2 separate regions of the Homo sapiens genome follow, and region 2 is linked to region 1. Evidence: read pairs that join two places in POLR2A ChIA-PET (ENCODE). Cell type or tissue: CD4-positive, alpha-beta T cell. All regions are shown on one strand. Each heading gives the region's core, and the rest is flanking DNA. Links, peaks and the distances in the headings are about the cores only. Region 1 has its middle 32 kb from the start of SCAT1. Region 2 holds the start of LOC124904068 (a long non-coding RNA gene).

Evidence for each region. Peaks named below come from ENCODE experiments on the same cell type or tissue, not always from the same donor. Only the 100,000 strongest peaks of a DNase experiment are listed, where the experiment ranks them.
Region 2: POLR2A ChIA-PET joins it to region 1 with 5 read pairs; 1 of 35 experiments calls an interaction of 5 or more read pairs at or near these places.

Annotation. Positions count from the first base shown.
Region 1 is chr17:78,656,193-78,671,828 of GRCh38, reverse strand. No RefSeq gene overlaps it. Among named protein-coding and RNA genes, the nearest start is that of SCAT1, 32 kb to the right of the region's middle. RefSeq lists enhancers at 3,104-3,713, 3,714-4,324, 4,325-4,935, 4,936-5,547. In CD4-positive, alpha-beta T cell, for the core only: no CTCF peak of the experiment used is centred there; a DNase peak (open chromatin) is centred at 5,748; H3K4me3 peaks cover 781 bases; H3K27ac peaks cover 1,392 bases.
Region 2 is chr17:78,856,197-78,871,832 of GRCh38, reverse strand. TIMP2 (TIMP metallopeptidase inhibitor 2) reads left to right here. Exons shown (of 5, transcript NM_003255.5): 3 at 827-935; 4 at 14,187-14,311. It overlaps LOC124904068 (a long non-coding RNA gene), which reads right to left and starts at 9,608. Exons shown (of 2, transcript XR_007065924.1): 1 at 9,406-9,608; 2 at 3,603-3,859. RefSeq lists silencers at 7,680-7,880, 10,535-10,735 and an enhancer at 9,232-9,526. In CD4-positive, alpha-beta T cell, for the core only: CTCF peaks have their summits at 5,695 and 5,895 (motif pointing left); DNase peaks (open chromatin) are centred at 4,952 and 5,902.

The DNA.
Region 1 (15,636 bases), core at 3,992-7,991:
CTTGTACCTTAACCAAGATATCTGTGCTCACGTGCTCATAGGCATGTTCCAGCTCACAGCCTATGCTCCTTCCTTATTTGAGAATAAATTATTAGCCAATCGGGTTTTAATTTAGATTGTGAGGTCCGGCTCCAGCCAATGGAGACAGGACACAGCAATAGAGGCCTCATGCATATAGAATGGATATTCTGGCGTCTCTTTATTCTGTGTGTGCCCTCCCCATTGTTCCATCTGCAAGGGACACCCTTTCTGCAGAAAGTAAAAATTGCCTCGCTGAGAGAACTTTTTGTCTGAATGCTAATTTTTCCTTGTGACACCAGGGAACAAACATTTTGCATTGCTAACAGGGACTCCGACAGTTCCTCGTTGCATCTATGTCCTCACTTTCGTTCACTCCTCAGCCAGGGGTCCCCCTCCTCTCTCCTCTTGGCTCTGGTGGATTAGTCTACCTGGGCTCTCCTACCTCTCTGACAGCTCCCTGTGCGTTCTTTCCCTGGCCTCTCCTCTCTGCCCACCCGCCAGCTGCTGGACATCCCCCAGGATTCTAGCCCCCAGTGTTCCTAAGCCCTCTTCCTTGACAGATAATCAGTCCCGCGACTGACCCTGCTGCTACCCGCTGTGGGCCCCTATGTGTGCCTGTGCAATTCCGGCCCGTTCCAGGCTCCCCTTTCCACCTCTGACTGCTTGTGGGACGTCTCCACCAGAGTGGCTGCCGGGCCTCCCCAGCTCAGCCTGTCCACAGCTGATAGCCCCAAGACTGCCCCTTGTCCTGGGGACTCTGCTGCCACCCTCAGAGAGCCTGTGTAGGCTTGGAGCCCTTTCTCATGTGTCTCCCCCTCTCTCCCTACACCCAGGCATTCCCAAGCCCTCCCTGTGGACCTCTGGAGTGGCTCCTCCAGCCACTGTCGCCGCCCCAAGACCTTCATCACAGGCCTGGCCCGCGGGGGTGGCTTCCCCACTGGTCTGCGGACCTCTAGGCTTTGCCATCTTCTACTCCGTGATTGATGCGGCTGTGGAATTTTCATCTACTGATCATGTCATTCCTCCATTTAGTAAAACAAGCAAACAGAACCTGTCCCTTTGCTTGCAGAAGAGAACGTGAATCTGCATGATGCTCAAGGCCTTCTCCACCAGGCTCTGTTCGCCTTATCTCTAGCTGTTTCTATCCTTAACTGCGCCCTCCCTGCCCTGTGTCCCAAGCTCTTGCTCCACAGCCACCGTTTAATAGCTAATAGCTTTGCTCATGAGACTTCCTTTTGCCATCTCCTCTGCCAGCCTGTTTGTGCAAAACCTTCTCATTCTTCGAAGCCTTGCGCCGTCCAGATTGGCCCAGCTTTTTCCCCAGGCTGAAGGGCCTCCTCGTGCTCCTGAGCAGTGAGTCCACTCGGTTCTGGGATGGCTTATGCGGACGTGCCTGTCTCCATGGTTGTGTTGGGAGCAGGAGCCGTGAGGCGTTTGTTCCCTGCTTCTAACCTGATGGAGCAGGTCCCATGCGCCCAGCGCTGGGCTTCATGCCTGTCAGTGCGCGTGAGGCTGCACGTCACAGAGAGCTCACCTAGTGGGGACATGACTCATGAGGACACAAATAAGAACAGGAAGTCCCAAATGTGCGCTCCAGGTTGTTCGGCTGCCCTGGGATGTAACCCGGAGCTTTCCTCCTCCTCCGCTCTCCTGGAACACTCATATTGACCCGGTCGTGGCACAGTTAGAAGGAGGGGATACCATATCCTCACACAGTGGCACTCAGAAGGAGGAGCAGGGAGCGAGGGGCAGCCAGGGCCCCCCATGCTTGCCTCCCTTCATCAAGGAGGAAGTGTCTTTCCCCGGATTCCCTGCAGACGTGTCCTTACGTTTCAGCATCACCCTGGGTCTCGTCTCCACCTCTCAGCCAATCCTCCGCTTAGGCCCATTTGATGCCTCACTGGGGCTGGGCACACATCCTGCAGACACAGTTGGGGTACCGTGGGCCGGACGCCGGCAAGCAGAGGGTGGAGAATGGATGCTAGGTCGGCAGAAAGGCTGTGGCCGCCAAAGGTGGAGACTGGGAGCAGTGAGAACCCGTGTCTGGCGCTCAGAGTCTGGGTAGAGCAGACATGAGAAAATTGAGTGAAGTGATCCCGGGGTGTGGGGGGCTAACCCCAGGAGCAAACAGGTGGGCGGCTATTGGAAAGAGCAAGCGGAGGAGGTAACTTGAACGGGCTGATGAGGGAAGGCCCCACTGAGAAGAGGTTGCTGAGCTGAAGAGGAGGCCACCAGGCAAGGGCCCGGGGCGCCGCTTAGAGTAGGGTAGCTAGTGGTGGGGTGGAGGGATCCTGAAGGAATTGCTGGGATGGGCTGGCTAAGGCCTGGGGTGGCAGGGGATGCAGAGGAGAGGTCAGCAGGGGCCAGATGGAGCGGGACCAGGGCCATGGTAGGGGACGTCTGAGGTGGCGTGGAGCTTGGGGGCTGGAGAGGGACTCTGGCTGCTGGAGGGAGAATTGTTGGGGGAGGACAGTGCCAGCACGAGGCTGTGACATGACTCAGTTGGGGGTGATGGGGATTGTACTGGGACAACCGTGAGAGAGGTGTAGGGGACAATTAAAAATTCATGATGTGCCTTCGAGGGAGGGGCAGCAGAACTTGGAGGTAGAAATGGAGGGAGAAGGAGAAATCAGGATGAGTCCTAAGTGTTGGGCCTGGGCAGCCGACAAGGACAGACTTGGGCTGGAAATCCAGGTTCTCTTCTGGAGGTGTCAAGAAGAGGATGACTCTTATAATGGCCGGCAGGTGGGGAGCTGGCTGGTCACATTGGGAGCTCTGCAGAAAGATGAGTGACCACCTACTGGTCACATGTGGCTTCCCAATGGTCCACCTGGGGAAGGGCTTGTGGTTCATGGCCTCAGTAAAACTTGTTTAGTCCTAAACGGGTCATGTTAAGAATTCCTTTGTTATTTTTCATGCTTTAAGGCCCAGGAAAGGCCTGGGCAAAACTCTTGGCAGGCTTTTGTTACATCCCAGCCTTTGTATAAGGGGGCCAGCTCTCTCAGCTTTTATTTTTGTTTTAATTTTTTTTGAGATGGAGTCTCACTCTGTCGCCAGGCTGGAGCGCAGTGGCATGATCTTGGCTCACTGCAACCTCCACCTCCCGGGTTCAAGTGATTCTCCTGCCTCAGCCTCCCAAGTAGCTGGGAATACAGGTACGTGGCACCATGCCCAGCTAATTTTTGTATTTTTAGTACAGACGGGGTTTCAGCATGTTGGCCAGGGTGGTCTCGATCTCTTGACCTCGTGAACCGCCCGCCTCGGCCTTCTAAGTGCTAGGATTACAGGCGTGAGCCACCGTGCCCGGCCGGCTTTTAATATTTAACTTCACCACGTGGTCAGTGCTGAAACAGTTGTTATGGAGGCCTGCGTTAGTGAGCCTGGCCTGCCACAAACCCACAAACATCTACCAGTGTGATCTACACCGTTAACAGAATGAAGGAGAAAACGGGGTGATCATCTCCATCGATGCAGGAAAAGCATTGGACGAAATGAAACTCCACCAGGAAATACACCCAACGGGGCAGGCGCAGAAGGAACCCTTTCAACACAAGCAAGGCCTACTGCGGGACACACTTGAGACAGTATCGTCCCCTCCTTCCCAGGCCCCAAAGAAGGACTGGGGCAAGTCCAGCCTGGTGAGTAGCAGAGTTGATGGGGACCCGCACACAGGGCACTGCCGGACAGCAGCAGGACAGCTCGAGAGATCCACGCCGCCCCCATCTCTAGGCTGCTTTTACGCTGATTTTCTGGCTCTTTGCCTACTGTGTGTGTGTGCCATGGGACTTTTCCTTGGCGGGTTCTCAGATCCTCTCTGGGCTGTGTGGGTTCTCAGGGACACCTACTCCTTGGCTGGGCACCGTGGCGTGGACTCACCATGTGGCCTTCAGGGTTCAGGCAGCAGACATATGCCCTTAAGTAACCTGGTGGAGGACCTGTCACAGTACAAGGCCATCTATGAAAACACCACAGCCAACCTCATACTCAACGGAGAGAGATTGGAAGCTTTTCCTCTAAGATCAGGATCAAGACAAGGATGCCTGCTTTTGCCACTTCTCCTCAACATGGTCCTGGATGTTCTAGCCAGGGCAATTAGGCAAGAAAAAGAAGGTCTCCAAGTTGGAAAGGAAAAAGTAAAATGATCTCTGTTTGCCATGCCATGATTTTACATATACACACACACACACACACACACACACACACACACATATATACACACACACACCCCCACACACACACCCCCCACACACACATATATATATGTAAAACCCTAAAGATTCTACACACACACAAAAAAACGGGGAGGTAATAAGTGGATTTGGCAAAGCTGCAGGATACAAACTCCACGCATGAAGCGGTGGCCTGGGGGGAGGAGCTTTGGCCACCCCTCCCAAGCCCACCCTCTGAGGTTCTTGGGAAGTGTTTCTCTGCCTCCATGTCAAAAGGTCCTGCTCACGTCCTGCCCTGGGTGGGGCAGGGAGCCCCAGTGCTCGGGGCCTCCCCAGGATGTTTGGGTTCTCAGGGACACCTGCTCTTGGCTGTGCTCTGTGTCCACACCCAAACGCATCTTGTAGCTCCCATAATTCCCACGTGTTGTGGAAGGGACCCGGTGGGAAATGACTGAAGTGTGGGGACGGGTCTTCCCCGTGCTATTCTCATGATAATGAATGGGTCTCACCAGATCTGATGGTTTTAAAAAATGGGAGTTTCCCTGCGCAAGCTCTCTCTTTGCCTGCCGCCATCCACGTAAGGTGTGACTTGCTCCTCCTTGCCTTCTGCCATGAAGGTGAGGCCTCTCCAGCCACGTGGAACTGTGAGTCCAATTAAACCTCTTTCTTTTGTAAATGCCCAGCCTCAGGTATGTTTTTACCAGCAGAGTGAAAAGGAATGAATACAGCTGGGCAACATGGCCTGGGCTAACCACCTGGCCTTCAGGGTTCAGGCAGCAGACATACACCCCTAAGTAACCTGGCCCTGGGGCCCGGCTGCCCTGGGGCCACACATACTCTCTGCGTTGCTCAACCAACAATGAGTCCTTGAGGGCTGTCTCTGGCAGCTCCGGCCTGAGTGCAGCAGCGAGCTGCTGGCGCTAATCAAGGCACCAGCCTGTCTCTCCACCCTCACTCCCAGACCAGCGGCCAGTGTCACATCTAGAGGATCAAGCTCAACCTCCCCTCCATGGTGACACTTGACACCACCCCAAATGTGCTCCCAGCTATCCCACCGCAGCCTCCTGCTGACCGAAATCAAGACTGTTGAGGCAGAAATAATATTCTTCCTTTTTTTTTTCCCAATGTTTTTTCTTTTTTGACTGCTCTGGCAGAGCAGGGTTACCCCATAGGCAGAGAGTAGCTGAGGCAGAAATACTGTGATCTGGTTTACTGGAAACCGGAAGTGAGGATGAACCCCGGCAGACATGCCAACAAAGGTGGGCGTGTCCTGGGGCCTGCTCCAAGCTGGAAGCCTTTTAGAGGAGAGTGTAGAGGGGGACTCCTCACATTGGAGCTGTCCTTTTCACTGGACGGTACAATACAGAGGTTACAGTCACTGACTGCAGATGACAACATACAGGCTAAAATGTCTGTGAGCAAGACAGTCAGTAAAACTTCCTGGTTTCAGAATCCATCCTTGTCCTTTTTGATGTCTGTGGACTGCACACTAATCAGAATGTCAACAGCCTGAGGAAGTCGTGATAAGATTCTCTACTGAGGGACAGGATGCCGCCAGGAACCACAAGAGCTTCCCCGCCCGGGCAGGTTCATTTGGAAACCCCTTTGCCTTTAAAGTAAACTGCCACATGTGACCCGATAGGTTATCAGCACGCCACAGGGACGGCTTTGAGGAATAATTATTCAGAATGATGCCTTTTTTCTTTTCTCCTTTTAAATCTCCTTGCGAGGTCTGGTCGAGATTTAGCTTCCATGGCTGTTGATACTTGAAGGGAATCAAGCCTTCCCACCAGGCTGGTGCAGGATGAGATGCTGGGCCCCGGCAGGTGCCAGCCCTCTTCTAACACCCATTCTCTAACTCAGTCCTCATAGCAGCCCCGAGATGAAAGCAGTGCTGCTAGGGCTCATTGCTACCACGATCACAGCCGCCCGCAGCTCTCCCCAGCCCCTTCCCTGCCCAGTGGCACCTCATGACTTATTCCTCTGTCTCCCTGTCCCAGGATGTAAAATCAGTGAGGGCAGGAGCTTTTTTTCACACCTATATTCCCTGTACTTGGAACGGTGCCTGATAGATAGTAGGTGCTCAGTACGTATTTGTTGAATAAATGACAATGTCATGAATGAATGCACGAATGATAAAGACAGGAAAACCGAGGTTCAGAGACATTTAGAAACGTACGTATCCAGGGGCTCGCAGAAACAGGGAAGTCAGAATTGGGCCCCAGGTCAGCCGGATCCCCAAACCCACCCTGTTTCCAGTGTCCAGGTTTCTCCACCACAGATTCAGAGATGGGAACTAAGTTGACATCATTGTTGGACCTGTTCCAAATGTCTTGAACTTCTGAGCTAACAAATAATTATTGGAGCAATTGAAGCTGAGGGTGGATTTCATGTTTCCCGGTTCATGCCCTGTGTGATTTAACACGTCTGACGGCTGCAGCGTCGGAACTATCCGCCATGAGCTAGAGGTGCCCCTTGCGTAGCCTTGTCCCTGGTGCCTTGGACACCACGGACAGCCACGAACACCCAGAGAGGATCTGGTCTCCCGCCCCGGGACCACAGTAGGCTCCACACTGGTTTCCCTCCAGCCAGTTTCCCATGGTGTTGCCTGGTCTTTTCAGGGCTCAGATAATGTGATTGTGTCCCACCAGCCACCTCCTGGAAACCCCTCAAAACACCTTCCTGACAATGGGGTAGCCCCAAACTCCTTAGAGGGGGAGACTGCACCTCCCAGGCTGGAGTCCCTTTTGGCCTCCCCATTCCATCTCCTGCAGCCTCCCCCGACAGCCCTGCTCCAGCCATGGGACTGAGGGGACCTGGAATGCTGCTGCCTTAGCCCTGCTCATTCCCAGCCATGGGTCTCGCCCACCCCTCTCCCAGCCAGGTGAGCGCCTGCTCATTCTTCAAAGCGCCTTCTCATTTATTGGTGGAACACTGCTCTAGTGCACACCAGCCCCGTGGGTACAGAGATAAGGACGGCCCGTGGGAGGGTTCGAGGGGCTTTACACCGTCCACAGGCAGACAAGCGTGCATGTATGTGGATGATGGCCGCCTCAGGGAATCACCCGGGGCCTTAGGAACCCAGCCTAGGGCCCTCCATCCTAAGCTGGGGCTGGGTGGCAAAGAGAGACGCCAGGAGGGCTCCTGGAGGAGGAATTCCCCTAAAACCGGGACCCCAGCTTCCTTCACCCGAGAGCCCCCCGATGTCATCAGCTTTGTTCAGGTGCTTGTGTGACGCAATGCTATTAACTCACACCGAACCGAATCCACTCACACCTGTCAGGTATTCGCCCATTCATGCTGATGATGTCTTAGAGCAGCGCCCCCGCCCCATGCTTGTGCTACTGGTTTCTGAACTCTGCACGCTGCCTTGTTCAAGGGTAACTTGTGTGTGTCTGCTCCATAGCATCTGGTGCACCCTTTCGGTCACAGGAAAAGGGGTGGAGACCACTAAGTTCTCACATTGTGCTGGGCACCGTCGGTGACAGCAGACATCACACATCACAGCCCGAGCCCATTGGCCTCACTCAAGGTGCAGACAAATTAGCCCCCTGTTCAGGGCCCAAGGGATACCATGGAGACTTGAGGGGGCACCTTCCTGAAATACCAGTGCACTGCAACCTCTGCCTCCCGGGTTCAAGCGATTCTCCTGCCTCAGCCTCCCGAGTAGCTGGGATTACAGGCATCTGCCACCACGCCTGGCTAATTTTTGTATTTTTAGTAGAGACGGGGTTTCGCCATGTTGACCAGGCTGGTCTCGAACTCCTGACTTCAGGTGATCCGCCTGCCTTGGCCTCCCAAAGTGCTGGGATTACAGGCGTGGGCCACCGCACCCAGCCTCCTTCTAATTTTAAAAAATAAATAGAATATGTGTTCTGGCTTCCACTTAGGATACAGAAAGCTAGAAGGAGCAAAGTTCTCACCATATCTAGAAGAAAGACCCAGAAAATCTGCAAATTTTCTTTATCCATTCATCTGTTGATGGACACTTAGATTGCTTCCAAATTTTGGCTATTGTGGACAGAGCTGCAACCAACATGTAAGGGCAGGTATCTCTTTGATCTACTGATTTCCTTTCTTTGGGGTACAGACTCAGCAGTGGGATTGCTGGATCATATGGTAGCTGTATTTTTAGTTTTTTGAGGAACCTCCATGCCTTTCTCCATACTGGCTGTATGGACCCTCTGCTCTGTTTCATCCATCTCTGTCTATACTTATGCCAATACCATATTGCCTTGATTGTTGTAGCTTTATAGCAAGTTTGGCAGTCAGAGATAGTAAAAAGTCCTCCAATTTTTCAAAATCATTTTGCCCATTTTAAGTCTTTTTCATTTTCATATAAATTTAAAGTCAACTTATCAATTTCCATAAAATGCTTGATGGAATTTTGATTGGGAATACATTAAATCTCTAGATCAATCATGGGAGAACTGACATCTAACAATATTGCAGCTTCTGATGCATACATAAACAGGGCTTATTTCTTCGTTTATTTAGGTCTTCTTTAATTTCCCTCAGTAATGTTTTACAGTTTTTACCTTATAGGTCTTGCACATATTTTGTTAAATTTGTCCCTAAGTTTCTCATCCATTTCGATGCTATTATAAATTATAAATACTTTTACTTTTTTTTTTTTTTTTTTTTTTTTCGAGACAGAATCTTGCTCTGCCACCCAGGCTAGAGTGCAGTGGTGCAATCTCGGCTCATTGCAACCTCCACCTCCCGGGTTCAAGCGATTCTCCTGCCTCAGATGGGATTACAGATACCTGCCACCATGCCTGGCTAATTTTTGTATTTTTAGTAGAGACGGGGTTTCACCATGTTGGCCAGGCTTGTCTCAAACTCCTGACCTCAAGTGATCCGCCTGCCTCGGCCTCCCAAAGTGCTGGGATTACAGGCATAAGCCACTGCGCCCAGCCTATAAATACCATTACTTTAAAAGTTTAATAGCTATTTGTTTGTTACTAGTATATACATATATGATTGATTTTTTGATTGATTTTTAATTGATTTTATATCTTGCAACCTTGTTAAATTCATTTATTAGTTCTAATCGCTTTTTTGCATATTTCTTGCGATTTTCTACATAGACGATCATATTGTCTGCAAGTAAAGCCAGTTTTATTTCTTCCTTTCCTTTTACTTTCTTATGTATGCCTTTATTTATTTTTCTTTCCTTATTCTACTGACTAGGACTTCTAGTGCAATACTGAATAGAGATGGTGAGGATGAGTTCTTTGTCTTGCTCTTGATCTTAGGGGAAAGCATTCAGTTCTTCATCTTTAAGTTTGATGCCACCTGTAGGTTTTTTTGTTTTTTTAGAGACAGAGTCTCGCTCTGTCGCCCAGGCTGGAGTGCAGTGGCGTGATCTCGGGTCACTGCAAACTCCGCCTCCAGGGTTCATGCCATTCCCCTGCCTCAGCCTCCCGCGTAGCTGGTACTACAGGTGCCAGCCACCACGCCCGGCTAATTTTTGTATTTTTAGTACAGACAGGGTTTCACCATGTTAGTCGGGATGGTCTCGATCTCCTGACCTCGTGATCTGCCCACCTTGGCCTCCCAAAGTGCTGGGATTACAGGCGTGAGCCACCGCGCCCGGCCCCAGCTGTAGGTTTTTCAGGGATGTACTTTATCAGGTTGGAGATGCTCCACCTGCTATTGTCCTAGTTTTCTGAGAGTTTTAATCAGGACTGAGTGTTGTCACATGGCTTTTCTGCACAGATGCAAATATTCATGATTTTTCTGTTTAGTGCATTAGCATGGCGAATCAAGTGGCTTTTTTTTTTCGTGGTAAATCAACTTTGCATTCCTGAGATAGAGCCCACTTGGTCATGATTTTTTAAGTGTATTTTTGGATTCGATTTGTTAATATTTTGTTAAGGATATTTTGCATCTGCATTCATGAAGGACAGGGTGATATGGTCCCTTCAACCGTGACACTAACTAGATGGTCAGCTCTGTGGGAAACGGGATTTTGTCTCTTCAGTTCGTCTCTGTGTTCCCAGCTCCTAAACAATGCTCGGCATGTTGTGGGCCCTCGGGGTGTGTCTGCTGAATAAACGATGCATGGGAATAAACCGCAGGCTGCTTCATGCCAGGCAGAATCATGTGAATCATTTATCAGAACCTGTTTCCTGCACCGAAGAGAATGTGGTTCAGGTGTGTTCACAGGCTGTCAGGATGGTTGTTCTAACTCTTAAAGCGGTTCTAACTCTTAAAGGGTGGAGGTGATCTGAAGCTGGAAGAGGAAAGAGAGAAAGAAGGAGCCTGCTTTGGGCAGCGTCACTGCTGTCTTCTAACTCTGGACCCACTTCTCTCCACCAGACGGCTCACTAAACTCCCCTCCCGACTGGGGTTTAGGCAGCTGCAGCACCTCTCCTTACACGGCTGGCGGGTCCTGGCATCCCTGCACCACCTTTGTTCACAATCTCACCACACTGAAGGCAGTGTGGTGTTTCTTCTGTTACACACAGATCCTGAACTCACCCTTCACGCTCTCATTTTCATCACCACTGTGATCCTTAAGTATCCATCGGGCGAATGGCCATGTGGCCACCACTCTGTGCTTGGCACCCCTCATTTCTCTGGTATTTCATATAAGAAATCGTGCTTATGGGCCGGGCGCGGTGGCTCACGCCTGTAATCCCAGCACTTTGGGAGGCCGAGGTGGGCGGATCACAAGGTCAGGAGATGGAGACCGTCCTGGCTAACACAGTGAAACCCCGTCTCTACTAAAAAATACAAAAAATTAGCCGGGCGTGGTGGTGGGCACCTGTAGTCCCAGCTACTCAGGAGGCTGAGGCAGGAGAATGGTGTGAATCCGGGAGGTGGAGGTTGCAGTGAGCCGAGATCACACCACTGCACTCCAGCCTGGGTGACAGAGCGAGACTTGGTCTCAAAAAAATAAAAAAGAAATCGTGCTTATGATTCACTGGCTCACTGCTACGTACTGGGTGCTCATATGCTATTTCTTTAGATTAAGTAAACTATGATGCTTCTCAGAGACAGATGTTTTCTTTTTCTTTCTTTTTTTTTTTTTTTTAGATGAAGTCTCGCTCTGTTGCCCAGGCTGGAGTGCAGTGGCACGATCTCGGCTCACTGCAACCTTCACCTCCTGGGTTCAAGCAATTCTCCTGCCTCAGCCTCCCGAGTAGTTGGGACTACAAGTGCACACCACCACACCTGGCTAAATTTTTTTTTTGGTTTGTATTTTTAGTAGAGACAGGGTTTCATTGTGTTAGCCAGGATGGTCTCGATCTCCTCACCTTGTGATCCGCCTGCCTCGGCTTCCCAAAGTGCTGGAATTACAGGCGTGAGCCACCGTGCCCAGCCGACAGATGTTTTCATAGTCTGGAAATCGAGGCGCGCTCACTGGCCAAAGTGTGCAGTGGACAGGGTCTGGGCTGTTTCTCTTGTTTGTGCTGCTCCTCCTCAGAATGGCCAAACCCTGTAGCTGTGTCCTGTGCTCTGGTCATTGGCCTGTCTGGCCGCCCTCAGTAACATCACCACTGATATGGTTTAGCTGTGTCCCCACCCAAATCTCATCTTGAATTATAGCTCCCATAATTCCCTCATGTTGTGGGAGGACCCAGTGGGAGATAATTGAATCGTGGGGGCAGTTTCCCCCATACTGTTCTCGTGGTAGTGAATAAGTCTCACGAGATCTGATGGTTTTATAAGGGGAAACCCTGTTAGCTTGATTCTCATTCTTTCTTGCCTGCTGCCAGGTAAGATGTGCCTTTTGCCTTCTGCCATGATTGTGAGCCTCCCTCCTCCCGGCCCTAGCCATGCGGAACTGTGAGTCCATTAAACATCTTTTTCTTTATAAATTACCCAGTCTTGGGTATGTCTTTACTAGCAGTGTGAAAACCGACTAATACAACCGCCAAGGCTCAGTCCCCATCCCCGCCGCCGGTCAGGCCTCCTGCAGGTATCTGTCGTGGTCCCACCCAAGCTGCCCTCTGTCAACAGCTCCTGGGCTGGGATGCTGTCTCGCCGGCAGCCAGGGCGATGTTCCTCTCAGCCCCCCATGCCGTTCACAAGAAAATCCTCAGCATTTCTAAAATCTGTTATTTCATGGTATTTTCAAACTGGCATAAAGGTTGCAAGAATGGTACAGAGACGCCTCATATACCTTTCCCCGATCACCCATTTTAAAGCCTTCTCCCACATTTCACTTTTGCCATTCCTGTTCTTAGGATTTGAATTTCTGATTCTAGTTGTTTCTTTTTATATATCTCCAAGTGCCTGTGTTAAGATATCTAATTAGTCTGAAGGGCTGAATTACAGCTTTCTTCTATTGCATGGTTGATTTTGGGGCGAGGGATAGGGTGGGGTGGGGGGGGATCTGAAGTGCTTTGTTTCAGGTTTGTTTTTTTTCTTTCTTTCTTTTTTTCTTTTTTTCCAGACAGAGTTTCACTTTTGTTGCCCAGGCTGGAGTGCAGTGGTGTGAACTTGGCTCACTGCAACCTCCGCCTCTCAGGTTCAAGCGATTCTCCTGCCTCAGCCTCCCGAGTAGCTGGGATTACAGGCATGCGCCACCATGCCTGGCTAATTTTGTATTTTTAGTAGAGACGGGGTTTCTCCATGTTGGCCAGGCTGGTCTTGAACTCCCGACCTCAGGTGATCCACCCGCCTCAGCTTCCCAAAGTGCTAGGATTAGAGGCGTGAGCCACTGCGCCTGGCCTTCTATTTTGTGTAGAGTTGCTCCTGACCACTCCTGGCCACCCCCTTCATCACTCATTCATTCATCTAATGTTGACTGGGAAGAATGTTGAGTCTCCTAGACCCAGAAGCCAAAAGTACTGTCAGGCTTGAATCCTCTTGAGTCTTCCTCTCCTGCTGCGCCGTCTCCATGATCCCCGTCAGGAGGAACGTGGCAGCCTGTTAGTCTTCCTCTCCTGCTGCGCCATCTCCACGATCCCCGTCAGGAGGAACGTGGCAGCCTGTGGCCCGTGAGCAGCTGCACTTGGGGGCTGGGGCCATTCCAGGGCACCCGGATCCGGTGACTGCATATGAGGCTCCTGAATCTCATGTTTTCCTAAACTTTCCAAAATCAACAACAGGTGCCTGCCAGAAGGACGTTACTCGAATGAACAGACTACTGTTGGTGAGCAAATACAAAAGCATGTTTTTTGTGTTATTCCAATGGCATGACGCAGAGTCTTGAATACGGAGAAGTAAAGTGCTCCGGAGGGGCAGTGTGGCGGGGGCCGAGCCTCCTCGCCTGCCCTCCATGAGCTGTGCTGAACAAGTGGGGTGACCTCCCACCCTCCTGCAGGACCATGTTCTCTCCCTGGCTGGTCTCCTGGGCTCCAGCCTTTGGGCAGGGCTAGCCTCGGCCCTCACCCCTGGGTGACTATGTTGCCGGCTTTGGCCCTCACTATCTCTACACAGACCTTGCCCATCACACCCTGGAGGGCAGCAGCTTCACCCTTTACCGTTTGAATAAGGCCTCACTCAAGTGGCTGGACAGTAAGAGGCTCTCAGGGTCAGACCTGTGCAAAGGTGTCCTCACTGGAACTCTGCTTCCTGTGAAAGCAGCCCCCTGGGAGCTGGAGAAAAGTGGCCAATGTGGGAAGATACCGGATGCCAGGGCCAGGACTGACCCTGGGCTCAATTTTAAATTTTGATATTCACCTGTCTGTCACCTCCATGGTTTTGGTCCTTCTGGTTGGAGACGTCCTTGGTGAAGGAACTGGTGAGTGTTGGCCCTCAAGTTAGGAAACTTCAAGTCTGTCTCCCCTTGTGGCCTTCCGAGTCCCTCCTGCACACATCCACCTGGTGCCTTCCTGATTCTCAGGGTGCCTGGGGCAGAGCTTTGGCTTCCCCTACCTGAGCTCACACGTTGGTGATGGAAAGGAGGACCCCTTTTCTCCACTTGAGATCAGATCACAGCATTCGTGTTATCACAGTGAGGGCTCAAAAAATGCAACACAGAAAACATTCGGACCAGGAAGGGGGAGATCCAGATACATTTAGAAAGCAAGGACTCCAGCTAACATGCGTCAGAGTCAGGCCCATTATGGAGAACGTGGTCTCTCTCCTTCTTCTTCTACAAGCTCCCCTCTGCCCCGGTACATGCACACACACCCACCCACAAACTCCCCCATCCCCCCAAGACTTGACTCCTGTTTTCAGCGCACTTTTTTCTAACTAATAATCTAAATTTAAGAATCGGCTGAGCATGGTGACTCACGCTTGTAATCCCAGCACTTTGGGAGGCCAAGGGGGGTGGATCACCTGAAATTAGGAGTTCGAGACCAGCCTGGCCAACATGGTGAAACCCCTTCTCTACTAAAAATACAAAAAATTAGCTGGGCATGGTGGCAGGCACCTGTAATCCCAGCTACTCGGGAGGCCGAGGCAAGGAGAATCGCTTGAACCCTGGAGGCAGAGGTTGCAGTGAGCCGAGATCACACCATTGCACTCCATCCTGGGCAACAAGAGTGAAACTCCGTCTCAAAAAATAATAATAATCTAGGACAGAATAGTCTTTTCTGAATTACGGACTATAAAATCATCTTGGCCAGGCACGGTGGCTAATGCCTGTTATTCCCAGCACTTTAGGAGGCAGAGGCAGGAGGATTGCTTCAGGCCAGGAATTCAAGACCAGCCTGGGCAACATAGTGAGACCCCCCCCCGCCATCTCTAATTTTAAAATATTAAAATAATCATCCTATTGGCAAATGCCAGTCAGAAGGAAAATCTGCACCAGAATGCAAGAGGCTCAAATATGTGTGTAAAATCTGTCTGGTTAGTGGTGACAGGAAGTGGCAATAGCACCAGGTGCTGGGGAATGGCCTGTGCGTGGCACTCGCTGGAACAGGGTATGCTGGGCTAGGAGTCTGGGGGCAACGTCTCAGTCCACAAGACGTCACACTTGGAGGACATAGGGACTTGGTGGCTGCAGTTTTTCACATTTGGGAGAATGGAACACGGGACAGATGATGGGGACAGGGGGACACGAGGGTCAGGCCGAAACCAGGTCAGGCTGCGCAGTCAGCCCTCCTGCTTCTATTTTTTTTTTTTTTTTTTTTTTGAGATGGAGTCTCACTCTGTCACCCAGGCTGGAGTGCAGTGGCGCAATCTCGGCTCACTGCAAGCTCCACCTCCTGGGTTCACGCCATTCTCCTGCCTCAGCCTCCCAAGTAGCTGGGACAACAGGTGCCTGCCACCACGCCCGGCTAATTTTTTTGTAATTCGTATTTGTATTTGTATTTTTAGTAGAGACGGGGTTTCACTGTGTTAGCCAGGATGGTCTCGATCTCCTGACCTCGTGATCCGCCCGTCTCAGCCTCCCAAAGTGCTGAGATTACAGGCATGAGCCACTGCGCCCAGCCTATTTTTTAATTTTATTATTTTATTTTTTTCTGAGACAGAATCTCACTCTGCTGCCCAGGCTGGAGTCAATTGGCATGATCTTGGCTCACTGTAACCTCTGCCT
Region 2 (15,636 bases), core at 4,242-8,241, 200 kb before region 1:
TTGCTGTCTCCCAGGCTGGAGCGCAGTGGCACGATCATGGCTCACTGCAAGCTCCGCCTCCTGGGTTCACGCCATTCTCCTGCCTCAGCCTCCCGAGTAGCTGGGACTACAGGCGCCCGCCACCACGCCCAGCTAAATTTCTGTATTTTTAGTAGAGACAGGGTTTCACCATGTTAGCCAGGATGGTGTCGATCTTCTGACCTCGTGATCTGCCTGCCTCGGCCTCCCAAAGTGCTGGGATTACTGGTGTGAGCCACTTCGCCCGGCACAGATGAGTCTTGTGCTCACCTGCTGTGATCTGCCACACTAAAAGTTGAGTGACTCCAAAGAATCACTTTGCTATAAGAAGTCTTTTTCTTTTCTTTTTTTTTTTTTTTTTTTTTGACGGAGTCTTACTCTGTCATACAGGTAGGAGTACAGTGGCGCCATCTCAGCTCACTGCAACCTCCACCTCGCAGGTTCAAGCGATTCTCCTGCCTCAGCCTCCCACATAGCTGGGATTACAGGCGCTTGCCACCATGCTCAGCTAATTTTTGTATTTTTAGTAGAAACAGGGTTTTGCTACGTTGGCCAGGCTGGTCTCAAACTCCTGACCTCAAGCGACCTGCCCACCTCAGCCTCCCAAAGTGCTGGGACTACAGCCATGAGCCCTGAGCCCAGCTGGAACGGTCTTTTCCTAACCCATGTATTTGCACTTCCTGGTCCTCTTGGGTGCTGGCTGTACCCCAGCTACAGGTTGTGCCGCCCAGGGTGTTCTGGATGGGAACGGAATTCACCAACTGTGTGGCCTCCCTCTGCTTACATGTCCTCCTCCTTGTCTTTCCAGATGTTCAAAGGGCCTGAGAAGGATATAGAGTTTATCTACACGGCCCCCTCCTCGGCAGTGTGTGGGGTCTCGCTGGACGTTGGAGGAAAGAAGGAATATCTCATTGCAGGTGTGTATGAGTGGGGCCATCAGCCGGAGGCTGGCACAGAAGTGGGGCTGTTCCTAGACGCGGTCCAGGGCTCGTTTCCCAGGCTCGGGGGGTGGGGAGGCGGAGTAGCTGAGGAACAGTGAGGCAGGGTACGGAGCCCTCTCGGCCACTTCCCGTCAGAGAATGCTAGTGAATGTTCACTACCTGCCAATTTCCTGGGAAATTTGAGATTGGTGGACAAAAAAAAGGGAGCATTTTTGCCTTTTGTTCCTAAAAGGGAGGCGAGTGCGGGATGCTGGAGACATGCAGGGCAGAGAAACCCTTTCTGCCGTCGGGAGGGCCAAAAGCTCGCGTAACATCTGTGGATACTATGCACGAGACCTGCTTGACTTATTCATTCATCTGTCTCCTTTTTTTATTGTGGTAAAATAATACGTAACAAAATGTAGCCATGTTAATTAACCATTTTCTTTCTTTCTTTCTTTCTTTCTTTCTTTTTTTTTGAGACAGAGTGTCGCTCTGTCGCCCAGGCTGGAGTGCAGTGGTGCGATCTTGGCTTACTGCAACCTCCACCTCCTGGGTTCAAGCGATTCTCCTGCCTCAGCCTCCCGAGTAGTTGGGATTACAGGCACACGCCACCACGCCCAGCTAATTTTTGTATTTTTAGTAGAGATGGGGTTCTACCGTGTTGGTCAGGCTGGTCTCGAACTCCTGACCTCAGGTGATCCACCCACCTCGGCCTCCCAAAGTGGCAGGATTACAGGCGCGAGCCACCGCGCCCGGCCAACCATTTTCAAGTGTACACTTCAGTGGCATTAGATACATTCGCTATTGTGCAACCATCACCACCATCTGTCTCCACATCTTCCCAAACCAAAACTCCGTCCCCGTTAAACACTAACTCCCCCTTCTCTCTTCCTCAGCCTTGGCCCACCTCCATTTTACTTTCTGTCTCTGTGGATTTGACTACTCCAGGGGCCTCACATGGGTGGAACCCTGCAGTGTTTGTCCTCTCTGTCTGGCTTATTTCAGTAGCATCATGTTTTCAAGGTTCGTTCACGTTACAGCATACATCAGAATTTCCTTACTCTTTTTTTTGTTTTTGAGACAGAGTCTCGCTCTATTTCCCAGGCTGGGGTGCAATGGCACTATCTCGGCTCACTGCAACCTCCGCTTCCCAGGTTCAAGCGATTCTCCTGCCTCAGCCTCTCAAGTAGCTGGGATTATAGGCACACGCCACCACACCTGGCTAATTTTTTTTTGTATTTTTAGTACAGACAGGGTTTCACCACGTTGACCAGGCTGGTCTCCAACTTCTGACCTCAGGTGATCCGCCCACCTCAGCCTCCCAAAGTGTTGGGATTACAGGCGTGAGCCACCACACCCGGCCCAAAATGTCCTTACTTTTTAAGGATGAATAATATTTCATTGTATGAATGTAGCACATTTTGTTTATTGTTGCATCTCTTTGTTTATAGTTTTTTGGTTTGTTTTTTTTTTTTTTGAGACAAAGTCTTGCTCTGTTTCCCAGGCTGGAGTGCGATCATGACTCACTGCAACCTCGATCTCCTGGGGTCAAGTGATCCTCTCGCCTCAGCCTCCCAAAGTGCTGAGATCAACTACAGGTGTGTGCCACCACACCCAGCTAATTTTTTTATTTTTTGGTAAAGAAGTCTCACCATGTTGCCCAGGCTGGTCTTGAACTCCGAGGCTCAAGCAATCCTCCTGCCTCAGCCTCCCAAAGTACTGGGATTATAGGCGTGAGCCACTGTGCCCAGCCTATATTTTTATTCCTAAGTAAAATTATTTTCCCTTACTTCCTTCTACGGCCTCCTCTGCTTGCCCAGCTAGGCTGAACCACAGGAGGCCAGGACAGGATTCTCAATCTCAGCACTATTAACATTTGGGGATGGACCATTCTTTGTTGTGGGGGCCTACCTTATGCATTATAGGATATTCAGCTGCATCCCTGGCCCCCACCCTCTACATGCCACAGCACCCGCTCCAGTCGCGGGGTCTCTGGACATTGCCACATGTGCCCAGGGGAGGTGGGGTAGATTGCCCCTGCTTGAGAACCACTGGGCTCAAAGAGCTTTCTGCAGTGATGGAAGCGGTCTCTGCACCATCCAGTCCAGCAGCCCCCAGCCTTGTGGCTCATGAGCACCCGAGATATGGCTAGTGCAGCCGAGGAGCTGCATTTTAAATTTTATTTCATTTCAAGTAATTTTAGTATAAATGTAAACAGCCACATGTGGCCGGCAGCCGCAGTCTAGCATGGCACTGACTCAGCCAGTTAAGGAACATTATTCCCCTCCTCCCTGGGGAAGTAGGAATCTGATCACAAACTTAAGAAAAAAAGAATAGACAAGGCCTGGTGCAGTGGCTCATGGCTGTAATCCCAGCAATGTAGGAGGCTGAGGCGGGCGGATTGCTTGAGGTCAGGAGTTCAAGACCAGCCTTGCCAACATGGTAAAACCCTGTCTGTACTAAAAATACAAAAATTAGCTGGGCGTGGTGGCAAGTGCCTGTAGTCCCAGCTACTCAGGAGGCTGAGGCATGAGAATCATTTGAACCCAGGAGGCAGAGATTGCAGCAAGCTGAGATCACGCCACTGTACTCCAGCCTGGGTGACTGAGCAAGACCCCATCTCACAAAAAAAAAAGAGAAAAGAAAGAAGAGACAAGACAATTCCCCTAGCCTGGTACTATAGTTTGTTCCAAAAGGCAACTGTAATCATAAACATATACTCCAAATCCAAATATCCATGATTGGGGGATTTTCTTCTGGTTTAGGTGACATGTACTTTTTTCCCTTCTAAAAATCAATGTGTGCTTAGTGAGCACCTGTTAGGTGCCCAGCCCCGTGTTAGAGACAATGGGAGATTCCCACGGTGAGATCCTTGGCTCTGGTCATCATGGAGCACACAGATGTTCCGAATGGGGAGACTGGAAAAGAAAGAAAATAGATTTTGCTTGTGGAGAATTGTGAATAGTAAGTGAATGCTTAGAAGGTGCAAAAGGGGCCGGGCGAGGTGGCTCACGCCTGTAATCCTAGCACTTTGGGAGGCCGAGACGGGCAGATCATGAGGTCAGGAGATTGAGACCATCCTGGCTAACACAGTGAAACCCCGTTTCCACTGAAAATACAAAAAAAAAATTAGCCGGGCGTGGTGGCGGGCGCCTGTAGTCCCAGCTACTCAAGAGGCTGAGGCAGGAGAATGGCGTGAACCCGGGAGGCGGAACTTGTAGTGAGCCGAGATCGTGCCACTGCACTCCAGTCTGGGCGACAGAGTGAGACTCCATCTCAAAAAAAAAAAAAAAAAAAGAAGGTACAAAAGGAAGAGAGACTCTCACAGGTCCAAGGGTCTAGACAGACTTGCTGCTGGAAGAAGGTGGTGTCCTTGCCTATGGATGGGGAGGAGGTCATTGCAGGGAGGAAGATGCAGGGCTGTGAGTTGGGCAGGGAAGACTCCTGTTATCTCCCCTTGGGTAAGATCTTCCCTCCCTTCCTTAACATGCTCACAGCTCCTGCTTTGCTGGGTATCTCGGTCATCAAGACTTCTATCCCTCTCCTTGGGGATAATAGGAGACTTCCCCCCCTTTTAAGATGCATTTCTGGACTTCCTAAAATGTTTTATTATGAGCACTTTTCTTATTCTCATTCCAAGACAGAGTCTCCCTCTGTTGCCCAGGCTGGAATGCAGTGGTGTGATCTTGGCTCACAGCAACCTCTGCCTCCTGGGCAATTCTCGTGCCTCAGCCACCCAAGTAGCTGGGATTACAGATGTGTGCCCCCATACCTGGCTAATTTTTGTATTTTTAGTAGATACGGGGTTTCACCATGTTGGCCAGGCTGGTCTTGAACTCCTGACTTCAGGTGATCTGCCCGCCTAGGCCTTCCAAAGTGCTGGGATTACAGGCGTGAGCCACCGCGCCCGGCCTACAATTCAGTGGTTTTAGTATGTCACAGAGTTCTGCAACCATCACTACAGTCAAAAAGAAATCCTGTATTCTTGAGCTATTACCCTCCTGACTCCCCTCCCCCTCCCCCAGCCCTAAGCAGCCACTGGTATACTTCCCGTCTCTATAGATTTCTCTATGCTGGGCTTTCCTGGGAACGGAATCATACGTGTGACCCTGTGTAACCGGCTTCTTTCGTGTTTCCAAGGGTCATCCATGTTACAGTGTGTATCAGAATTTCATTCCTTTCTATGACTGAGTATTCCACTGTATGGATAGACCACGTTTTGTTTATCCGGTCATCATTTGATGTGCATTTGGGTTGTTGCCACCGTTTGGCCATTGTGACAAATACTGCAATGAACATTGGTGTGTGAGATTTTGCAGGGACCTGTTCTCATTTTTCCTGGGTGTATCCCTGGCAGTGGAATTGGTGGGGTCGGGGGTGGGGAGGGGTTGGGTGACTTTAGGTTTAACCATTTGAGGAGCTGGCAGACCGTTTTCCAAAGCAGCTGCACCATTTTACACGCCCAGTATTATCTATGATTTTTACAATAAGAAAAAAAAAATCAAATGGAGAAGGGTAGAGGGACAAAAACCACCTGTGGTGCAAAGATCTTACCAGCTAACTAATGCCCTCAAAAAAAACACAGAGGAGGCAGGAGAGCTGGGGTGGCCGCACAGCACGCACGGTGGCGCGTGGCAGAGGCATGGTCTGCAGTGTGGCATTCGGGGGCTGCTGCAGCTGTGCACAGAACAGAGCACGGGAGGAAATTTCCCAGCGTGTCAGCATCTGCTGTGTCTCCTTTTCAGTTCTTTCCTGTATTAAACCTTTAAAATTATGGCATTTATTACGTTTGTCATCAGAAAAATAAAATCTGGAGAGACAAGAAAGGAGACAGAATCCCCCGTGGTGCAGGGAACTTACTTCCAGTTTTCTGCATCCTGTTTGTTCCTATCCACAGGGAACAGCCTTTAAAGTAAGTCCCAGCCGTCCCAGCTCAGTTTCGTCACACTGCCCTCTAGGGGCTTTCTGGCCAAACTGCAGCGCTGCGGAAGGACTCTTGGGTGCAAAAGTGACCTTGGTCTGAGCCAGCACCGGTGTCCAAACATACCCAGCTGAATCCTCGCCCATGCTGAAGCTCTCTGTTTGTTTTTGTTTTTGTTCGAGATGGAGTCTCTCTCTGTTGCCCAGGCTGGAGTGCAGTGGCACAATCTCGGGTCACTGCAATCTCTGCCTCCCGGGTTCAAGCAGTTCTCCTGCCTCAGCCTCCCAAGTAGCTGGGATTACAGGTGCCCAACACCACGCCCAGCTAATTTTTTTTTTTTTTTTTTGAGACAGAGTTTCTGTCTTGTTGCCCAGGCTGGAGTGCAATGGCGTGGTCTCAACTCACCACAACCTCTGCCTCCCGGGTTCAAGTGATTCTCCTGCCTCAGCCTTCCGAGTAGCAGGGATTACAGGCATGTGCCACCACGCCTGGCTAATTTTGTATTTTTAGTAGAGACGGGATTTCTCTGTGTTGGCCAGGCTGGTCTCGAACTCCTGACCTCAGGTGATCCGCCCACCTCGGCCTCCCAAAGTGCTGGGATTACAGGTGTGAGCCACCGCACCTGGGCGGCATTAAGTACATTCACAGTGTTGTGTAACTATCACTATCTATTTCTAGAAGTTTTTCATCATCCCAAACTGAAACTCTCTCCCCATTAACCAATAATTCCCTGTTCCTCTGTTTGCCCAGCCCCTGACAACCACCTTTCTACTTCGTCTCCATGAATTTGCCCATTCTAGACACCTCGTACAGGTAGAGTCATACCTCCTTCCATAGCTGAAGCATTGCACTTAGCATAATGTCCTCAAGTTCATCCATGTTGTAGCATGGGTCAGATTTTATTTTATTTTATTTATTTATGAGACGGAGGCAACAAAGCCCAGGCTGGAGTGCAGTGGCGCGATCTTGGCTCACTGCAACTTCCGCCCCCCAGGTTCAAGCAATTTTCCTGCCTCAGCCTCCTGAGTAGCTGAGGTTACAGGCATGCACCACCACGCCCAGCTAATTTTTGTATTTTTTTAGTAGAGACGGGGTTTCATCATGTTGGTCAGGCTGGTCTTGAACTCCTGACCTCAGGTGATCCGCCTGCCTTGGCTTCCCAAAGTGCTGAGATTACAGGCTTGAACCACTGCACCCGGCTGGTAGATTTTATTTCTTTTTATGTGCATACATTTTAAAGTTTCCAAAATATGTAATACTCTTCTAAGTTGAATTCTATATATGTTTTCAAATTGTTAACATTTCCATTAACTTTTTAACTCAGATACTACTTAGTATCTCAAGGAGGAGGCACGAGGTTTTGATGAGGACACAGAACTAAAGGTGCCAAGTGCAAACAGTTTATTGCATAAAGAAAATAAGGAAATGGGCTGACCATAGTGGCTCACACCTGTAATCCTAGCATTTTGGGAGGCTGAGGCAGGAGGATGGCTTCAGGTTAGGAGTTCAAGATCAGCCTGGACGATATAGCAAGACCCTATCTCTACAAAACAGGAAGGGAGGAAGGAAGGAAGGAAGGAAGGGAGGGAGGAAGGGGGAGGGAGGCATGGAGGAAGGGAGGAAGGGAAGGAGGGAGGGAGTGAAGGGAGTCAGGGAGAGAGGGAGAGAGGCAGGGAAGAAAGGAGGGAGGGAAGAAGAAGGAAGGAAGGAAGGAAAGAAGAGATGAGCTGGGTGTGGTCATGTGCACCTGTAGTCCTAGCTACTTGGGAGGCTGAGGCAGGAAGATCTCTTGAGCTCAGGCATTTGAGGCTGCAGTGAGCTAGGACTGCACCACTGCACTCTAGCCCAGGTGGCAGGGCGGGACCCTGTCTCTGTTTTAGAAGAGAAAAAGATAACGACTAAGTGTCATGAAAAGATGTGAAGAAATACAATGAGATGCCCGAGTGAAGGCTCTGAAAACACCTGCTCGAGTTCGAATGTGTGCTCTGACACCTGACTCGTTAATGTCCTTGGCCAAGTAACTTTACCTGTCTGTGCCTCCCATGCCGATCCGTACATGGGGGATGATGACAGTAGTATCTGCCCCACGAGGGGTTGTTGAGAGGATGAAAGTGGGAGTAGGAGACCAGAAATGATGATCACAGAGATGCTGGTTATCTTGGTCAGGCCCCACTCAAGGGTAGCTGATAATTTTATGTCTTACACTGGAGATGACAGTGACCCATACACGCAGCACAGCACTGCATGAAAAGCTGGTGAGTCGATACAGAGAGTCATACTGAAGGTCTAAGGAGGGCTAGGGTAGCCTGTAGCAGAATGAGCGTGAAGGCTCTGCTGAAAGGGCATTGCTCCCTGGACCTGTGGCGGGATCCTCGGTAGAAAGCTGACATTGAAAGATTTTGAAGAGCTTTAGTTAAAAAGTTAAAAACAGCCCAGCGCAGTGGCTGACGCCTGTGATCCCAGCACTTTGAGAGGCTGAGGCGAGTGGATCATGAGGTCAGGAGATTGAGACCATCCTGGCTAACACAGTGAAATCCCGTCTCTACTAAAAATACAAAAAATTAGCCAGGCATGGTGGCGGGCGCCTGCAGTCCCAGCTACTTGGGAGGCTGGGGCAGGAGAATCACTTGAACCCGGGAGGCGGAAGTTGCAGTGAGCCAAGATTGTGCCACTGCACTCTAGCCTGGGCGACAGAGCAAGACTGTCCCCCCACCCAAAAAAAATAAATAAAAAATAAAAATAAACCAATGTTGGCAAGGCTATGGAGTAAAGGGAACGCTTAGGAACGCTTATGCGCTGTTGGTGGGAATGTAAACGAGTTCACCCACTGTGGGGCACACTTTGTAGATTTCTCAAAGAACTGAGAAAGCAACTAGCATTTGACCCAGCAATCCCACTGCTGGGTGTATACCCAAAGGAAAATAAATCGTTCAACGGCACTGCGCCCGTATGTTCATTACCGCACTATCTGCAATAGCAAAGACACAGAATCAACCCAAGTGCTCATCAATGGTGACTTGGATAAAGAAATGTGGTGTATATATACTACGGAATACTACGCAGCCGTGAAAAGGAGGGAAATCATGTCCTTTGCAGCCACATGAGTGCAGCTGGAAACCATTATCCTAAGGGAACTAGTGCAAAAACAGAAAACCAAATACCACATGTTCTCACTTAAAAGTGGGAGCTAAACATTGGGTACACATGGTCATAAAAATGTGAACAAGAGACACTGGGGAATACAAGGAGGTGGGAGGGAGGAAGCAGGATAAGGGCTGAAAAAATTCTACCTATTGGGCGCTATGCCCACTACCTGGGCGATGGATCCGTTCATATGCCAAACCTCAGGGACACACAATATACCCATGTAACAAATCTGCACATGGACTTCCTGTTTCTAAAAATCAACAAAGATTGTGAGACCTGCCCAGTGGCCAGCTGGCTGTGTATCTTCTCCACCAATGAGGCTGCATTACTTCATCCTCCTCTCCCTGGGAGGGGGAGCAGGGGTGAAGCTGTTAATGGCCACAGTGGCTGACTCACCTCATGGCGAGAGGAACCTCTCTCATCTGACTTCTTTCCCAGCCTTGGTCAGATGACTCCACATTGAATCTGGCATTTATTTCCCGAGGCAGGAACCTAGATCCAGTTTGCCTCGAGTCAGGATAGACCCTTTATCCAGGGGCTAACCAGAAATCACAGGGCACAGTGAACCACTCAGCTCTGGCTGGCTGTGGCCAGTGAGTGACCGCATGGCCTGAGCGGGCCACCTCCTCCTGGACCGATGACTCAGTCTCACGTGTCGAGTCGGGCACCAGGAGACTCATACAGAGTTGGCCCTGTAATTTTCTTCTACATTCCTCTTCTCCAAAAGGAAAAATAAACATACAACCCTTCGTTACAAATTTTAATTCCCGGTTTTCTGTAACCCAGACTCATGCCTCGCTTTTCTCGGAGACAGACATAAGTAGAACATCGCTGCAGATGCTCACGGTGTGTACACCCAACCAAGTCTTAATCAGACCAGAGGCGGTCCTCTCTTCACATTTATACATGACAGCCACGTTCATGTTAGCCCAATAACTAGGACCATTGAAAAGATACAATTTTTTGGCTGGGCGCAGTGGATCACTTGAAGTCAGGAGTTCAAGACCAGCCCAGCCAACATGGTGAAACCGTGTCTCTACTAAAAAATACAAAGATTAGCCATGGGTGGTGGCGCATACCTGTAATCCCAATTTTTTGGGAGGCTAAGGCAGGAGAATGCTTGAACCTGGGAGGCAGAGGTTCCAGTGAGTCGAGATGGCACCGCTGCACTCCAGCCTCGGTGACAGAGCAAGACTCCGTCTCCAAAAAAAAAAAAAAGAAAAAATACAATTTTCACTTCATCTCTTCTTCCTGCCATTGCTTACCTCCTGAGGAAGCCAGAATTGGTGGTAAAAGGCCAAAAGAGAAGATGGCAGGAAAAGGCAGAATGTGAAGCATATCATTAGAACAAGCACGGGTGTGTCTCATCAGTAAACTTATTGAGCAATTACTATGTGCAGGGAACTGTGGAAACAAAAGGGTTAAGACACAGCCCTTACTCTCTATACGTACTCTCTGATTAAGGAGCGAGATGCAGAAGAAAGGCAAATCTAATAGAAAGTGGGAGTTAATGCTGGTCAAGTGATACATACAGTGGAAATCACCATAGAAGCTGGGAAGCCAGGATAGAGCTTCAGCCTGTCTGTAGTGGCAGGTGCCCAGGCTGGACAGGGAAGGGGCTGCGGTATACCTGTATGGGCGCCAAATGCCAGAATCAACCAGGATACAGGAATGGGTTCCTTTCCATCTGTCTGTTTTGCTCCTTCCTGATCTATTCTGAACTCACAGAAAATAGCTATAGGTCTAGTGGGGAAAGTTATATATCTAATTTTGATTTTTTTTTTTTTTGAGACGGAGTCTTGCTCTGTTGCCCAGGCTGGAGTGCAATGGCGCGATCTTGGCTCTTTGTAACTTCCACCTCCCGGGTTCAAGCGATTCTCCTGCCTCAGCCTCCTGAGTAGCTGGGATTACAGGCATGCACCACCACCCCCAGCTAATTCTTATATTTTTAGTAGAGACGGGGTTTCACCGTGTTGGCCAGGTTGGTCTCGAACTCCTGACCTCAAGTGATCTGCCCACCCTGGCCTCCTAAAGTGCTGGGATTACAGGTGTGAGCCACCATGCCCAGCTAGTTTTGAATTGTTTAAGGCCACCCAAACATTTACCTTATGAAGTTATAGGATTTGGAATAAATGTTACAGGAGTAATTCTACTTTCTCATCCTGTTCCTCACCTGGAATGTCACATAAGTCTAAACGGAGAAAAGGACCCGAAGATAAAGGAACAGCTAGAACAGGAAGTGCGAGCATAAGAATTCAAACCCAGGGAGCTGGCACAATGAGTGCCCCGTGCCCAGGACAATGGAGGCCACTTGTGTCTGCTTGGAGCCCCAGGCAAGCCATCCACATTTCCATGGCACAGGGGTGCAGTCGATGAGCTGCATTAGTCCTTCGCTGGGCTGTGTTTCTATTAGTGGATCCTCTGAGGCTGGTGCTGTGCCTGAGATCATTAAGTCAGATGCGCTGAAACTTTGTCAAACAAAAGTGCTTAGGGCACAGCCTGAGGCTCTGTCTGCTTCTCAAGGAATTGCCCATCAGTCTCTGCCAGGCGTGGGTGCTCATCACTGACACCTGTGTCTCTTCACAAGGGGCTGTTGTAGCAGGAGGGATGAGGTTTTTTTTGTTTTTGTTTTTGTTTTTTTTGTTTTGAAGACAGAGTCTTACTCTGTCACCCAGGCTGGAGTGCAGTGGCTTGATCTTGACTCACTGCAACCTCCACCTCCTGGGTTCAAGTGATTCTCCTGCCTCAGCCTCCTGAGTAGCTGGGACTACAGGCACCCGCCACCACACCCGGCTAATTTTTTGTATTTTTTTTATTTTATGTATTTATTTGAGATGGAGTTTTGCTCTTGTCACTGAGGCTGGAATGTAGTGGCATGACCTCTTCTCGCTGTAACCTCTGCCCACTGGGTTCAAGCGATTCTCCTGCCTCAGCCTCCCGAGTAGCTGGGATTACAGGTACCCACGACCATGCCCAGCTAATTTTTGTATGTGTAGTAGAGACGGGGTTTCACCATGTTGGCCAGACTAGTCGCAAATGCCTGACCTCGAGTGATGTCCCTACCTCAGCCTCCCAAAGTACTGGGATTACAGCCATGAGCCACCATGCCCTGCCTGAAAGATTAGTTTTTATTTTATTTATTTTTTATTTATTTTCTTTTTTGAGATGGAGTCTGTCTCTGTCGCCCAGGCTGGAGTGCAGTTTGCAATCTCGGCTCACTGCAACCTCCACCTCCCGGGTTCAAGCGATCCTCCTGCCTCAGTCTCCTGAGTAGCTGGGATTACAGGCATGCATCACCACGCCTGGCTATTTCTTTTTGTATTTTTAGTAGAGACGGGGTTTCGCCATGTTGGCCAGGCTGGTCTCGAACTCCTGACCTCAAGTGATCCGCCCACCTCAGCCTCCCAAAGTGCTAGGATTACAGGCATGAGCCATCGCACCTGGCCTGAGGGATGAGTTTTTAAATGACTTCCATAGCTGTCATTAGGTTCTGTCAGCCACTGGAACACACTGCTTTGTTCTTTTCCTCCTGCTTGTAAAACGCCAAGGCTATTGCCAATGTAGTATCTTCAGCAAAGGAAGGAGGCAGCTGAGTCAGGAGCCGGAAGTACAGAAAGAAGCCACAGCTCATCATGCCTGATGAAGGGAATTCAGAGCAGATTCCTAATTTTCAAAAATTCCATGCTTTGGCTCTTCATAATGGAAAAATGCAGAATTATAAGTTTAAACTCAAATGGGAGAAGCACCTGTGAATTAATATTTTGTGAAAAACAAAACAGGAAACAATATAATCTACATACTGCATGACGTTTTATGTGTGAAGATGCACATAGAAGAGAATATTGGCCGGGCGCAGTGGCTCACACCTGTAATCCCAGCACTTTGGGAAGTCAAGGTGGGAGGATCACTTAAGCTCAGTTCAAGACCAGCCTGGGCAACATGGTGAAACATCGTCTCTATCCTTTTTTTAGAATAAAATTTAATTTAAAAGAATATTGGGGCCAGGCGTGGTGGCTCATGCCTATAATCCTAACACTTTGGGAGGCCAAAGTGGGGGTATTGCTTGAGCGCAGAAGTTTAAGACCAGCCTGAGTAACATAGCAAGACCCTGTTTCTACAAAAAAAAATATAAAAAATTAGCAGGGTGTAGTGGTTCACACCTATAGTCCCAGCTATTCAGGAGACTGAGACGGGAGGATCGCTTGAGCTTGGGAGGTCAAGGCTGCAGTGAGCTATGATCATACCATTGCACTCTGGCCTGAGCGACAGAGCAAGACTGTCTCAAAATCAATAGTGGAATATTGGAAGGAAATACATCAAAATATTAGCTGTGGGTAATGAAAGTAGGGAATTTTTTTCTTTTCTTTTTTTTTTTTAGACTGAGTCTCGCTCTGTCGCCCAGGCCCAGGCTGGAGTGCAGTGGCACCAACTCGGCTCACTGCAACCTCCGCCTCCCGGGTTCACGCCATTCTCCTACCTCAGCCTCCTGAGTAGCTGGGACTACAGGTGCCCGCCAGCACGCCTGGCTAATTTTTTGTATTTTTAGTAGAGACGGGGGTTTCACCGTGTTAGCCAGGATGGTCTCGATCTCCTGACCTTGTGATCCACCTGCCGCGGCCTCCCAAAGTGCTGGGATTACAGGCATGAGCCACCGCCCCTGGCCAGGAAGTTTTTTCTTTGTTTCCAATGTTTAAGTTTCTGTCAGTGAACATGCATTATGGCTTTCTTTTTTTTTCCACTTTTTATTTTTTTGAGACGGAGTCTTGCTGTGTCACCCAGGCTGGAGTTCAGTGGCGCGATCTCGGCTCACTGCAACTTCCGCCTCTGGGGTGCAAGAGCGATTCTCCTGCCTCAGCCTCCCAAGTAGCTGGGATTACAGGCGTGTGACACCACACCCGGCTAATTTTTTGTATTTTAGTAGAGAGGGGGTTTCATCACGTTGGCCAGGCTGGTCTTGAACTCCTGGCCTCAAGAGATCCACCCGCCTCAGCCTCCCAAAGTGCTGGGATTACAGGAGTGAGCCACCGTGCCTGGCCACCCACTGTGTTTTAACTCAGAATAGACAGTGCACAGGATTGTTGCAACGAAATCCCAGCGCCCCTGCGCCGGGTGGAGGAGCTGGGCAGGAGGAGGACTTTTCCCTCTCCCTGAGCTCGGTGATCCCCGTCTCTCCGCAGGAAAGGCCGAGGGGGACGGCAAGATGCACATCACCCTCTGTGACTTCATCGTGCCCTGGGACACCCTGAGCACCACCCAGAAGAAGAGCCTGAACCACAGGTACCAGATGGGCTGCGAGTGCAAGGTAAGCAGGTCCTGCCTCTGCTGGAGCATCGCCTCCTCCCAGTGTCTCCAGATGGACGGCAGGGATTTTGATCCCTGGCTTTCCAGGACCCGTTAATCCCCGGCTCCTGATCTAAGACCAGGCTCTGGGAAGGTAGAGTCATCCCAAGAGTAAGGCTGTCTGGCTGGGGACAGAGCCTTTGACCCCTGGTCCCTGGAGAGCCCTGAGGCACATCTCTGACAGGGGATGTCTGGAGGCCGGGCGCTGCGGCTCACGCCTGTAATCCCGGCACTTTGGGAGGCCGAGATAGGTGGGTCACTTGAGGTCGGGAGTTGGAAATCAGCCTCACCAACATGGCGAAACCCTGTCTCTACAAAAATACAAAAATTAGCCAGGTGAGGTGGTGCACGCCTGTGATCCCAGCAACTTGGGAGGATGAGGCTTAAGAATTGCTTGAATGTGGGAGGTGGAGGTTGCAGTGAGTTGAGATCACACCACTGCACCCCAGCCTGGGTTGACAGAGTGAGACTCTGTCCCAAAAAAAAAAGAGGGAGATGTCTGGAAGGCTAGGAGATTTGAGAGTAAGAGCATGAATTCAGCTCTGTTACCTGTAGCTTCCAGAAAAAGGAGCTGTATGGGGAGAGAGAATATGGTCCCATGGAGAATTTTCTACAAATGTGCAAGTGCAAACGCCTGTGTGGCTTATGAGAAGGCACTGCAGGCCTTACGCTGTTTCCAACATTCCCGACATTTTCACACCTGGGTTGGTGTCTATGTGGGGTCTGTGTGTTGAGAATACCTGAACACCTGCTCCTCTTAAAATGAGCCCGGAGGTTGTGCCAGGCACAGCTGGAGCAGTGCAGCGCCTAGATGTGGCTGTGGAAGGTGAGATTACCGCCTCCAGGGCTCCCAGGCTGGCTCCTACCCTGTGGGCTCCTAGCACCCTATCCCCACCCTCCCTGCAGGAAGCATGGCTGAGTGCTGGGCACCTCCCACCCTGGGTCACTCCCAGTGAGTCTGGGACCAGGAGACTCTGGTGAGGCTGTGGGGATTGGCCTTCCCTGGGGAGCTGCCTGGGGCTGCCCTCCCTCCTGACGGCCCCCAGCCCCTTCTCCGCATGTTCAAAACAGGAATTCTGAACTCATAGTCTCCAGCCACACGTATGTTAAGCGAAACTCCTCTGTGCCCAGCATGAAATCAAAAGCAAGTTTTTCCTTTTTCTTTCCACGGTGGTGAAGGCGGTCATCCTCTTGTAGCCTAGGGTTCCTTGGCCAAATTGCTAGTTGCCGATGACCTCGGGGCTCGGCTTGCGAGCAACACTGGGCTGGAATCTGTCTCCAGGAAAC